2 separate regions of the Homo sapiens genome follow, and region 1 is linked to region 2. Evidence: chromatin loops called from intact Hi-C (ENCODE). Cell type or tissue: GM12878. All regions are shown on one strand. Each heading gives the region's core, and the rest is flanking DNA. Links, peaks and the distances in the headings are about the cores only.

Evidence for each region. Hi-C counts contacts between places; a loop is a spot of excess contacts. Peaks named below come from ENCODE experiments on the same cell type or tissue, not always from the same donor. Only the 100,000 strongest peaks of a DNase experiment are listed, where the experiment ranks them.
Region 1: it touches region 2 in a loop (2.3-fold over the local background); 5 of 110 quality-filtered maps call a loop at or near these places.

The regions. Positions count from the first base shown.
Region 1 is chr11:84,561,823-84,567,215 of GRCh38, reverse strand. The region is part of intron 6 of DLG2 (discs large MAGUK scaffold protein 2); the gene reads left to right. Among named protein-coding and RNA genes, the nearest start is that of DLG2-AS2, 930 kb to the right of the region's middle. In GM12878, for the core only: a CTCF peak has its summit at 2,420 (motif pointing right); a DNase peak (open chromatin) is centred at 2,405.
Region 2 is chr11:84,382,440-84,387,832 of GRCh38, reverse strand. The region is part of intron 7 of DLG2 (discs large MAGUK scaffold protein 2); the gene reads left to right. Among named protein-coding and RNA genes, the nearest start is that of DLG2-AS2, 750 kb to the right of the region's middle. In GM12878, for the core only: a CTCF peak has its summit at 3,004 (motif pointing left); a DNase peak (open chromatin) is centred at 2,962.

The DNA of each region.
Region 1 (5,393 bases), core at 300-5,299, 180 kb before region 2:
ACCTTCCTTTTATGCATTTTTTCCATTCTTCCTTTCTATTCTTTCAATAACGCTTGTGTGGCTAAGTTAAAGGCTAGCATTTATACCCCATAGCAAGACTTTCACCCTGTTTATTTTTCGAGGTGAAGTTGGTTTTTCAGCTGTAGTAAGCATACCACTGGAAATGTGTCACTGCTGCTCTCCCCTCACCAGCAAGTATTTTCTATGTTTTTCATCACAAAGTCGTTATGTGTTTCAAGCTTTGAGCAACATCTGAGTTTCCACCAGCTGTGTTTTGCATTGTCCTCATTTTGTATAATTAAGAAAAACAGGAAGCCAATCACTTAAGGAAAGCTGACCCTCTTCATTCTGCAGACTCGAGAAAGGACTGCATCAGGGTTTTTTATAGTACAGTTTTTAAAAAATTTATCCTGCAATCCACTTCAAAGTGGAACAAGGTTAGAGGAACTGTAGCTGTATGATGGCCTTCCTCTTGACTACAAACAGCTGTGCTTTTCTGAAACCACACAGTCCAGTTTAAACACACTTCTCTTATATAATCAGTTATCAATTCAGTTAGTCACATTGTGACAGAGGATTTCCTCTGATATTTTTTACAGTAACTCAAATCTTGGGAAGTCAGGGAGCCTTTTAACCTTAGTGCTTAAATCTTCTATATATTCAACTTTTTACCTATAGGTCCTGCCCATACAGTTAGACAAACAAAGCTGTGTTGCAAGTCACCAGGTAGACAGATGAGAGAGAGGGACATTTGTATTCACTGGGCATTATCCACTCTTCTAAGGAAATGCAAACTTTTTTTACCCTGATTTATGTAGATACTTGTGAATGAGTTTCTGCTATTTGATTTTACTAAAAGTTAAAACCAATAGTATGTATCTGGGAAAGAGCTTCTGACTCTACTTGACTAGAGTTTCATTTTTCTAAGACATAAGATAAAAATAATTACTTCAGACCAGACACGGTGTCTCATGCCTGTAATCTCAGCACTTTGGGATGCCGAGGAGGGTGGATCAATTGAGGTCAGGAGTTCAAAACCAGCCTGGCCAACATGGTGAAACCCCATCTCTAGTAAAAATACAAAAAAAAATTAGCTGGGCGTGGTTGAGTGCTGCTTTAGTCCCAGCTACTCCAGAGGCTGAGGCAGGAGAATTTCTTTAACCCAGGAGGCGGAGGTTGCAGTGAGCAGAGATAATGCCACTGCACTACAGCCTGGGCAACAGAGCAAGACTCTGTCTCAAAAAAAAAAAAAAAACTTCATCATATGAAATTTAACGTGGAAATAGTAGTTATGTTGGTGTCAATAATACTTTATCGAATGATATATTTATTGCATATGTCACATTTGATGATCATTCTAGTGATCATCAAATCACTAGAGATATAGAGATATTTAAAATATAGCTCCTGCCTTCAAGGATTTAATAGGCTTGTAGGGGAAGCTCACGTGAATACAACTAAATATAATCCATAGCAATGTGTTACATGATCTGGGTCCTATTCTCATAAGCACCAATTTTGTTATCAGACCCATCTCCAATATAAATTTGAGGTAGAGCATCAAAGCCTGTCCTGGAAGCCTTATAATCTGACATTTGAACATGAGTAATAATCAATCATTTATCAACAATTATGTATTGAGCACATACTATGTTCTAGGTATTGTGCTGTTTTTCTAAGGGTTGGAAACCTTCATTCAGGGGCATCTATAGTGCTCTGTATGACTCACAGAGTTTTCTAACATTTATTAGACACTATTATGTTCTAGTTACTTTAACTTTGAAAGTTCCATGAGGTGGAAATTGTTGTACCTATGTGCAAATGGAAACTGACTCAGTAAAATTAAGTAATCTTTACAGTATTATACAGCAAATAACTGACATATTTAGACCCAAATCCCTATAGTCATGATGCCCTATTCTACTACTTTTGACATCCCATGCTTCCAGCTAATAGAGACATTTTACAGGTAATTTGAGTGCGCAGTACTGACTGAGACCTATTTTCTTTGTCAGAAGCCTCTATTTACACCTGTGTATATGGACAAGCTGGTCACTTACATGTTCTTTTAATTCCACTAAAATATAAATGAAAATATTTTATTTTTATTTTTGAGTTTGAAGGGAATGCTTTATAGTATAATGATGAATATATCAGGAAGGAGTAATATCAGGAAGAATTTAAAATGTAGTGATACACAGAAATGGTGACAAAAGAATTTAGAGAATCTACCTGTAGGTGTCTTTAAAAGTAGAATGTAATTTTTATGTATCACACAGTCATATAGACTAGATTATCTGTTGAGACCATTTCACCTTATAAAGTCATCATGTTGCACTGTCATATTATTACTAAATTGGACAGAATGTGCAAACACAGGAAAGAATTAACTTCTTTGGTAACTGTAGTTCAGGTAGCTGACACCAGGTGGCAGCAGCCAGGCACTCACATCTTTTTGAGAAAATCACTGAATCATACTCTTAGGAGACACCTTAGGTAATATTTAACCCAAACCATTTTACAGTTATGGCAACTTGAGACCCAGAGCCATGATTCAGCATAGTTCTGTAAGAATAGCTTTTTGTTAAAGAAAAACCATATATAAATATTAGTTAGACGACATTATGTGCAGAATAAAAAAGAAATGGAGGTGCTATTTTGGGCAGTATTTAAAAACAAGCGATATTTTATGCTTATTCAAGAGTTATCTTTCTTATTCTTTCCCAAGCAACCCCCCTGCCTTGCAGTCTCACCCAATAAGGGAATAGTACATTCTCGGATGGGATCTTTCAAGGGTTTAAAGCCTTGCTTCAGGGATATGTGTAGTGTCTCCAAGGATACTGTAAAGTCAGTTCCCTGAGGTTGACTCTGATCCAAATCTCCACAGTTCAGTGCTGACAGGGACTTTAGACAGCTTCTTGCTCACTCTTCTCAGTATTTTTTCCTCTGTAACAGGCATAAGAGGCAACTCATGCCTATAAGCATACCCAAGCTTTTATAAAAACCCCCAATAATACTGCATAGACGAGCCTTTGCAACCACCTGTTATTGTCACAGCTTCAGTTAGGGTCACTTGCAATAGGCTTACCCTGGATAAAATAGGCTGTGCTTTATTGAAGTTGCATTAACTGACATCTGACTTCTTTCTTTTCCTCTAAAGCAAACACACAGAATATAAGCGAGTGAGACTGGAGTTGTCTCCTTTTAAATCTTTTATCCTTTATTTTTTTGAGTAAATGATTTCCAATCACTATATAATTAATATCAGTATCTGAAATGTTTTTCACGATGAACATGACCTTTCAGTGTGTCTCCACAGCACAAAAGAGAGCCACTTTTCTAGCCTAGTTCTCTAAACATGTTTCAGATGAGAAATTTGTCTACCAGAGGAGGTCACATAACTAATAAGATGTCACATAGCTGCTAAGATGTCACACAGCTACTTCAGAGCCTCACAGAGCCAGGACCAAGATCTGAGTGTTATTGTAATGATTCTGGTGTACATTTAACTGCTTTACTTAAACTTTCTTGAACTCAAAGCCAGCTACGCATGAGTGTAAGAACAAGACCGATTTTAGAGTCTGCCTTTTCACTGCTTCAACCTAAAACACAGACAGCATCTGAACCTCACCTGGCAGCTGTGCCATTTTGCCCTGTGCTCTGACACATTTTGGCTCTTTCAGTGAGCTCCCAGTGCTGCTGCTTGCAGCCAAAATGCCAGGTTCTGAAAAAAAGCATGATTCCTTCCAGCCCTGGGGATTGTTGTCAAAAGGTCACTCAGTCATTACTTCTCACTAATTATGTTAGAAGGAGGCCTCAAAAATGCCAGGGTTTTTGAAAAAAAGAAATATCAACATTTATGGTAAACATAAACAACATAAATCACAATAGTACTATGCATAGTGTTCCTTGCAAATGTGGATGTGTTGTGGGTGTAGCATCACTCATTCATTTACTCACCATCATGTTTTGAGATAGCTCAATATCAGACGTGGTTGAAAAGTCCGCAGGTGCCAACTGGATTCTTCCTTCATTTTTATATTCAACATATATGTATTTATAGCCTATTATATGCTAGCGACAGTGCTAGGCACAAGGAATGCAGCCCAATATGAATGGATTTTAGTAGAAACGTTACTCAAGATAAACTTACGTAAATGGAGTTGAAATGTGGTTTTATAAAAGTTGGTAATCACAGCATTTTGGGAGGCTGAGGCGAGAGGATCACTTGAGCCCAGCAGTTTGAGAACAGCCTGAACAACATGCCAAGACCCCATGTCTATGAAAAATAAAAAATTAGCCAGGTACAGTGGCATATGCCTGTAGTCCCAACTATTTTGGAGGTTGATGCAGGAGGGTCACTTGAGCACAGTTGGTTGAGGCTGCAGCAGGGAGCCATGTTCGTACCACTGCACTCCAGCCTGGGCGACAGAGCAAGAACCTGTCTCAAAAGAAAAAAAAAAAAAGAAAGAAAGAAAGAAAAAGAGGTAAAGAGTTGGATATTTATTTATTCTAAGAAATATATTTTAAAGATTTTTTGCATTGTTACTGTAACACAAGACACATCTACTATAGCAGTTGCTTGGAGGAATCAGAAAATATAAGACGAAACTGCTGTTAAAAATTTAGTTTTAAGAAGGGACTCATAGATCTCATAGACTGTTATTTAAACAAATGACACAAACAATTCCAAAATACAGGGTATAATTTTCAAGCTAACTATTATAAGCATTTAGAGATAAAATGTCAAGGGAGAGAGCACTTGCAGATGAGGCAAACCCAGAAGCCTTCATGTAGGGGCTGGAAATTTGAATTGGACTCCTCCTTTGAATCCACATGCAAAGAAGGAAATGAGTGCTCCCAATTTTTTTTCTTTTTAAAAAAATTTTACATTTTATATTATCTTAGAAGCTAGTATTGGGTAGAGACATAGGCAGTCATAGAAAATGCTGCCTTTATCCTGGGAGTTAGTAACTTAAATGGTAGTCATTATTTAGTCTATGACAGCCATCAGTTCTGAATAGTGTTTCTCATAGACAGGGGACTGAACCAAAGGATATCTTGGAGTTCCTTCTAGATCAAGGGTCATTGATTCTATTATACATTGCTTGATATTGTAAACATGTAACTTTATAAAAGTATATTCTGTCACATTACTTTTTTTTTAACTTTTAAAAATTCTTATGGTTACATAAGGGGTATGTATTTATGGATTACATGAAATTTTGTCACATTTTGATAAGTATAAATCAAGATTGAGAAAGCAGTGCAAGGCTAAATTATCTAGGTGAATTCTGTTTGGTTGAAACCCAGTTGCAATTTCGTTTGACATATATAGTGTTCATCAGTACTTAGGAAGTTAAAAAAAGAAGTCAATTTTAAATCTTCAAATT
Region 2 (5,393 bases), core at 141-5,140:
GAACTGTTTTTGTAGCTTTATTTACTTTCAGGTAATCCATATCCCGTGGTCTTCTGAGTAAACCTGAAAAGATACTTGAAGTATACGTAAGGCAAAGGGATATTATAGATATAAAGCCATAATATAACATACAAATTATGTTGATAAAGTTAGATTGATAAATGTAACTCTAACATTTGATCTTTGTGGCATTTGGGTACTGTACACTTCTTGGAACAGGAGTATTGTCTCTCATTTAGCTTTTGCATGCCCAACCACACCTAGCAAAAGGCCTACTATTGAGCAGTTATGTTTAGACATGTTTCTATATTAAAGATGCCTCAGGGGCTAGGCAACAAAGCTGAACACTGACCATAGTTGGCTATTTATTTTTTTGTGAGGAGATTGTAATATTTTTCTGTATAACTAATTTCTTAATAATTATAATGATTATAATTATAAATTCTATATAACCAATTTCTTAAAAATTTTATACTTTTGGGTACAAATGAGAACTATTCCAGGAGAGAGGTAATTTATGTACAACTTTAATGTAACCTAATAAAAAGGGTGACATCCATCACCTTTGCTGTATTATATTATTTAGATGTCAATCACCACTTCAACTCAAGGGGAAGGTACTAGGTAAATGCATGGACTCTAGCGCCCACCTGGGAGCTACTGGAAGCCTGGGGACGCTGCCCCAGTGTGGTGATGGGGGATGACCTGGGACTCAACTGCTTCCACCACTTCTTACTCAGAAGAGCAAGGAAGAGGTGGTGGGGAGTTCCAAAACGACATGAGTACAAATGGCCTGGAGAGTAATCAATTTAAATAAAAGAGGTTCAGAATCTTCTAAAGGAAGCTTACAAAAGCAGTGACTTCACAGAATAAATGATATAATCAAGAGTCTGTAAATAACTAAAAATATGACAATAAAGGCAATAAAGGCAAATAGCGTAGGAAAAACTCTAGGAAGGCTGGTGAAGTACTATATTTTTCAGGCCTACAAAGCAAACTATGCAAGACGATACAAATATAAAACAAATTTTGATGCATTTTAAAATGCATGGTTTGTGAAGGAAAAAAATCTATTTGACCTCGATGTGAGAAACATTCTCTCATGAGTGATCCAAGGTTCGTGACATTGGATTTGCAAAGAAAAAAATGCATCAACATATTACCTGACCTGGCACTAACAGTATTTACAAAACAATTATAATATGATGGCCATTTATTGATTTTCAACTTTTAGCAATATTGTGTAACAAAATGTAGAAAATATTGTTATGGTTGTATGACAAAATATAAATATCAACAATCTTAAAATTATAGAAGTAAATATTTAGCTGACAGAAGAGGGGATGTGGAAGGAAGAATGATGACTAATATTGACATTTTACAGATTGTGGAGTTGAGGAAGACTGTCAAATATTGAAATAAGAGAGAGATTTTTAAGAAATTAGTTACAGAGTTAACAGGACTCAAATAATATTATAAATATCAAACATACCAAAAGGATATAGTAGGAGAGTAGTGTGAGTAACTAAATCTTCATTTTTCATGTATAGAAATCAATAGATACTAAAGTTGACAAATAAAAAATTAGAGGTATACTCATATAAGGGTAAAGAGACACCCTAAAAAATAAAGTAAGGACAATTCCCAGAGGAGTGTTAAGAGTTAAAAAAATTGGCTGGGCTGGGAGAGTCTAAGCTTTTCTAGACAGCTTGCATGGAAATACAAATACATATATTCACATGCATTACTTTAAAAGTAATAAAAATAGATGTAAAAAATCCCTAAATTGGTTAAAGAAACGTGCTATTCTGAGTCCTTCGCTTATTACCTCTTGTGATTTGTCTCCTCCACAGTTAACTCCTTAGGGGTACGCATTGGTTACCTTTGAGGTAACTTACAGAATTAAAATGTTATTCAGTAGTAACAAATAACTGTGTCTTGATTGATTGAGCTTCTATAGCAATTTCCCTTCTAAATAGGAAACACAAAATTATGCGTGCATACAGGTCTCTTTATTGTTCATTTAAGATTTATCGAGCAATTACTATTTGCAAGTCTTAATTGTAGGCTCCCATTGGACTCAAGGTATATACAATCTTTTCAGTTTAATAAGTAGGCAGGTTAGGTTGATTATTTGATCAGTATCACTCAAATGTCTATTATGAGCTAGGCACTATTCCAGGCCCTGGAGATACAATGTTTACTACAACAGGGTCCTGGTTCTCTAGAATTGGAATCTACTATTAATAATTCCCCAAAGGAGGCACCACCTTATGCATACTATTTATTTGGCTGATTATGATGTGACAGTACTCTAAATATCTGTGGAAAGAAAAATAACCTTGTAGTATGTTTCAATTCAAATACTATCAAAGAGATCATGAGCTCTGGAGAAAACTACATTTCAGAGGAAGATGAATGAGTTTAATGGAAGTATGTTACATATTAGAAATCTCTAAAGCCTGAGGTCAAAGCATGAGAACAAGTTCTTTACCCTGTTCATAGAACTGAAATAATATTCATTTGGGGCTGTGACTTGTAGCAATGTATGGAAATAAAGACAAGAGTATGCCTCTTTGATTTTTTTTAAAACTCTTTAAAGAGATTAAAAAAATTTTACTGCTTTAGATGATTTAGAGATCTAAATGGGAGTGTTAGATTCGCGAATTTGTACCAGTTTAAGTGTGGAAGGGTAAATGTTACAGAAATGATTGGAGAAGTCAGTGATCAGGTTGAGCTGTGATAATTTTGAGGTCAGAGGCAAATTGGGAGTTATGCCAACAAAGAGTTTTTCTTTAAATACACATGATTTTATATCTTGTCATCTCCTTTTTCAAGAGCCTCCAAATATACATCTCAGTTTCTCCATCCAACCCCTGCACCTGGCACATGGAAACAGATGGAAGAATTCAAAATCTCAGTTAAAGTTGCCTTTGAATGTATCATGAACTCCTGTTGTGAAGTCTTGTGAATTAGAAACACAGTACCAACACTCTGCCACCTTGTGGCTTCTGGAGTCATTGCAGCACATATAGAGGAAAATCAGCACCCAGTTCCAGTTTTACTGGAACAACATGTCTTAGGTTTTTTGGGCAGATACTTTATTTAAAGGAATATGTAGGGTTCGTGAGAATGCATTTCGGAGTTATCTTTCTAATATATATATATTTAATATAGTTATCATGTCATTGGCTATAATTCATTAGCCTGCCACAAAATAATGTTTTCCAAATTGCAGTTTTAAGGATCATGAAATCTTTGAACTAAAAGGGACCTCAAAGGTTACGCAGTTCAGTATTTGAATTCCTTTTATTATCATTCTAATAGGAGGGACTGAAGTGTGAGCTTAAACATCTCTAGGGCAGCTTAATTTTGCAAAGCTTACTATCCCAACTATCTTCGACAACATTTATTTGAAGATTTATACATTTAACTAATGTTGCTTGGATAAAGCTCAAATTTTTCCATATGAACCATGAGAAATTATGTAAGAGTCTTTTAAAGTTGCATTTTCCATATTTATTAGTTCAGCACCAAGTATATAATAGGCCCTCATTAAATAATAGCCCTGTTTGGTTTTCCTATATTTAAATTTTTAAGATGTAGGCTTATAGATTATTAACGTTGAAATAGCTCTATGTTCAATGATAAAATGCTTTCAATAAATACACTTCCAGCTTTCCACATTTACTTTTGTTCTTTTTAAAAATTATTTTCTCATTGCAAAAAAAAAAAAAGCGTCATCGAGAGCTTCCTATACTAGATGCTAGAAAAAAAGACACAGTAACTGCTCTTGAAATTTTTTATCTGTTGGGAAACAATTTATTTGAGTATAAAAGTTTCAGCTGCTTGATGGAGGTATGTGAAAAGTGCAGTAGGAGCCCAATGAAAAGCATCTTGGGCTGTTAATGCATTCATTTTCTATGCTGCGTAACACATTTCCACGAACAGTCCCTTGAAACAAACCATGTTTATTATTTCACAGTTTCCTTTGGTCAAGCCCAAGCACAGCATAGCAGGACTCTCTGCTTCATTGTCTCACTGGCTGGAATCCAGGGCTGCAGTCTTACAAGAGGCTAAGCCAAGGACAGATCTAATTCCAGCTTACTTGGATTGTTAACAGAATGTATTTCCTTGTGGGGGTATGGCTGAGAGCCTCAGCTTCTTATTGGCTGTTGGCTGGAAGATGCCTTAGCTACTAGAGTCTGCCCACAGTACCCTGCCATGCAGCCCTCTCCATAGGCAGTTCACAACATGGCTGTTGCTTCTTTAAGGCCAACATGAGAGTCTCTCTCCAATCTTCTAAGAAGTGTGTCTTATATAATGTAAGGTAATCATGGGCATGATATCCCATCTTTTTTGCCATTTAATGTAACCTAATAAAGAGGGTGACATCCCATCACCTTTGCTATATTATATTATTTAGATGCCAATCACCACTTCAACTCAAGGAGAAGGTACTAGGTAAATGCATGGACAGCAGGGAACAGAGAAATAAATATTAGGCGTCATCTTAGCTTGGGGTGTGTCAGAGCTGAAGAAAACCTAACCATATAATCCAGAAAATCTTCTCGGGGGAATGGACGCCGTGCTAACACATGATATTTATGAGTAGATAATAGGAAAATGAACCATGCTAAGACAACAGCTTTGCTGAAATGTAGACAAGTGAAAGAGTATTGAGAAGGTAAGTCGGGGTCAGATCACAAAGGGCCTTCTTTTGTGAATTAAGGAGTATGCCAAAAGCCAAGGGAAAAATGGATGAATACCAGGCAGGAAGCACCATGGTCAGAGTTTCATGGTACAAATGCTATTCTGGCAGCAATGTGGAGGACAGATGGAAGGAGGTTAAGATGAGAGGAAGGGAAATAAATGAGATGCTATCTATAGTCCTAGAGTCATATGGAAGACTGAATTCAAGCAGTAGAGTAGCATCTGGATATGGGAACTTTTTTTTTTTTGTGACGGAGTCTCGCTCTGTCGCCTAGACTGGAGAGGAGGTGCAACTAATATGGTATCAATTATATAGCATTAGTGGTAGGAGAGAGATTGAGTATTTTTTGTGTATTTAAAGCCAGTAGACTTCTTTCAGGTGATATATGAGTTTTAATTTTTAATGATGCCATAACTAAAGAGCACTGAGATTTCTGTAAATGTGCTAAATTCCTTATAGAAAGCCAAATTGGTATTTAAGGACAAATGGTTATGATAAAACAAAACTTCTGAGACAAATACTCTCATCTACAGCCTGGCATAGGCTTGCAATGGATAACTGATCACTACCTTGAATGAGTAGACAAAGGCCAGGAGCCCCAACATATTTTATCATTTAACGTCTCATTCGACAGGAGCCTCTTGATTGTTTTCTACTTCAGTCCAATTTTAAAATGATA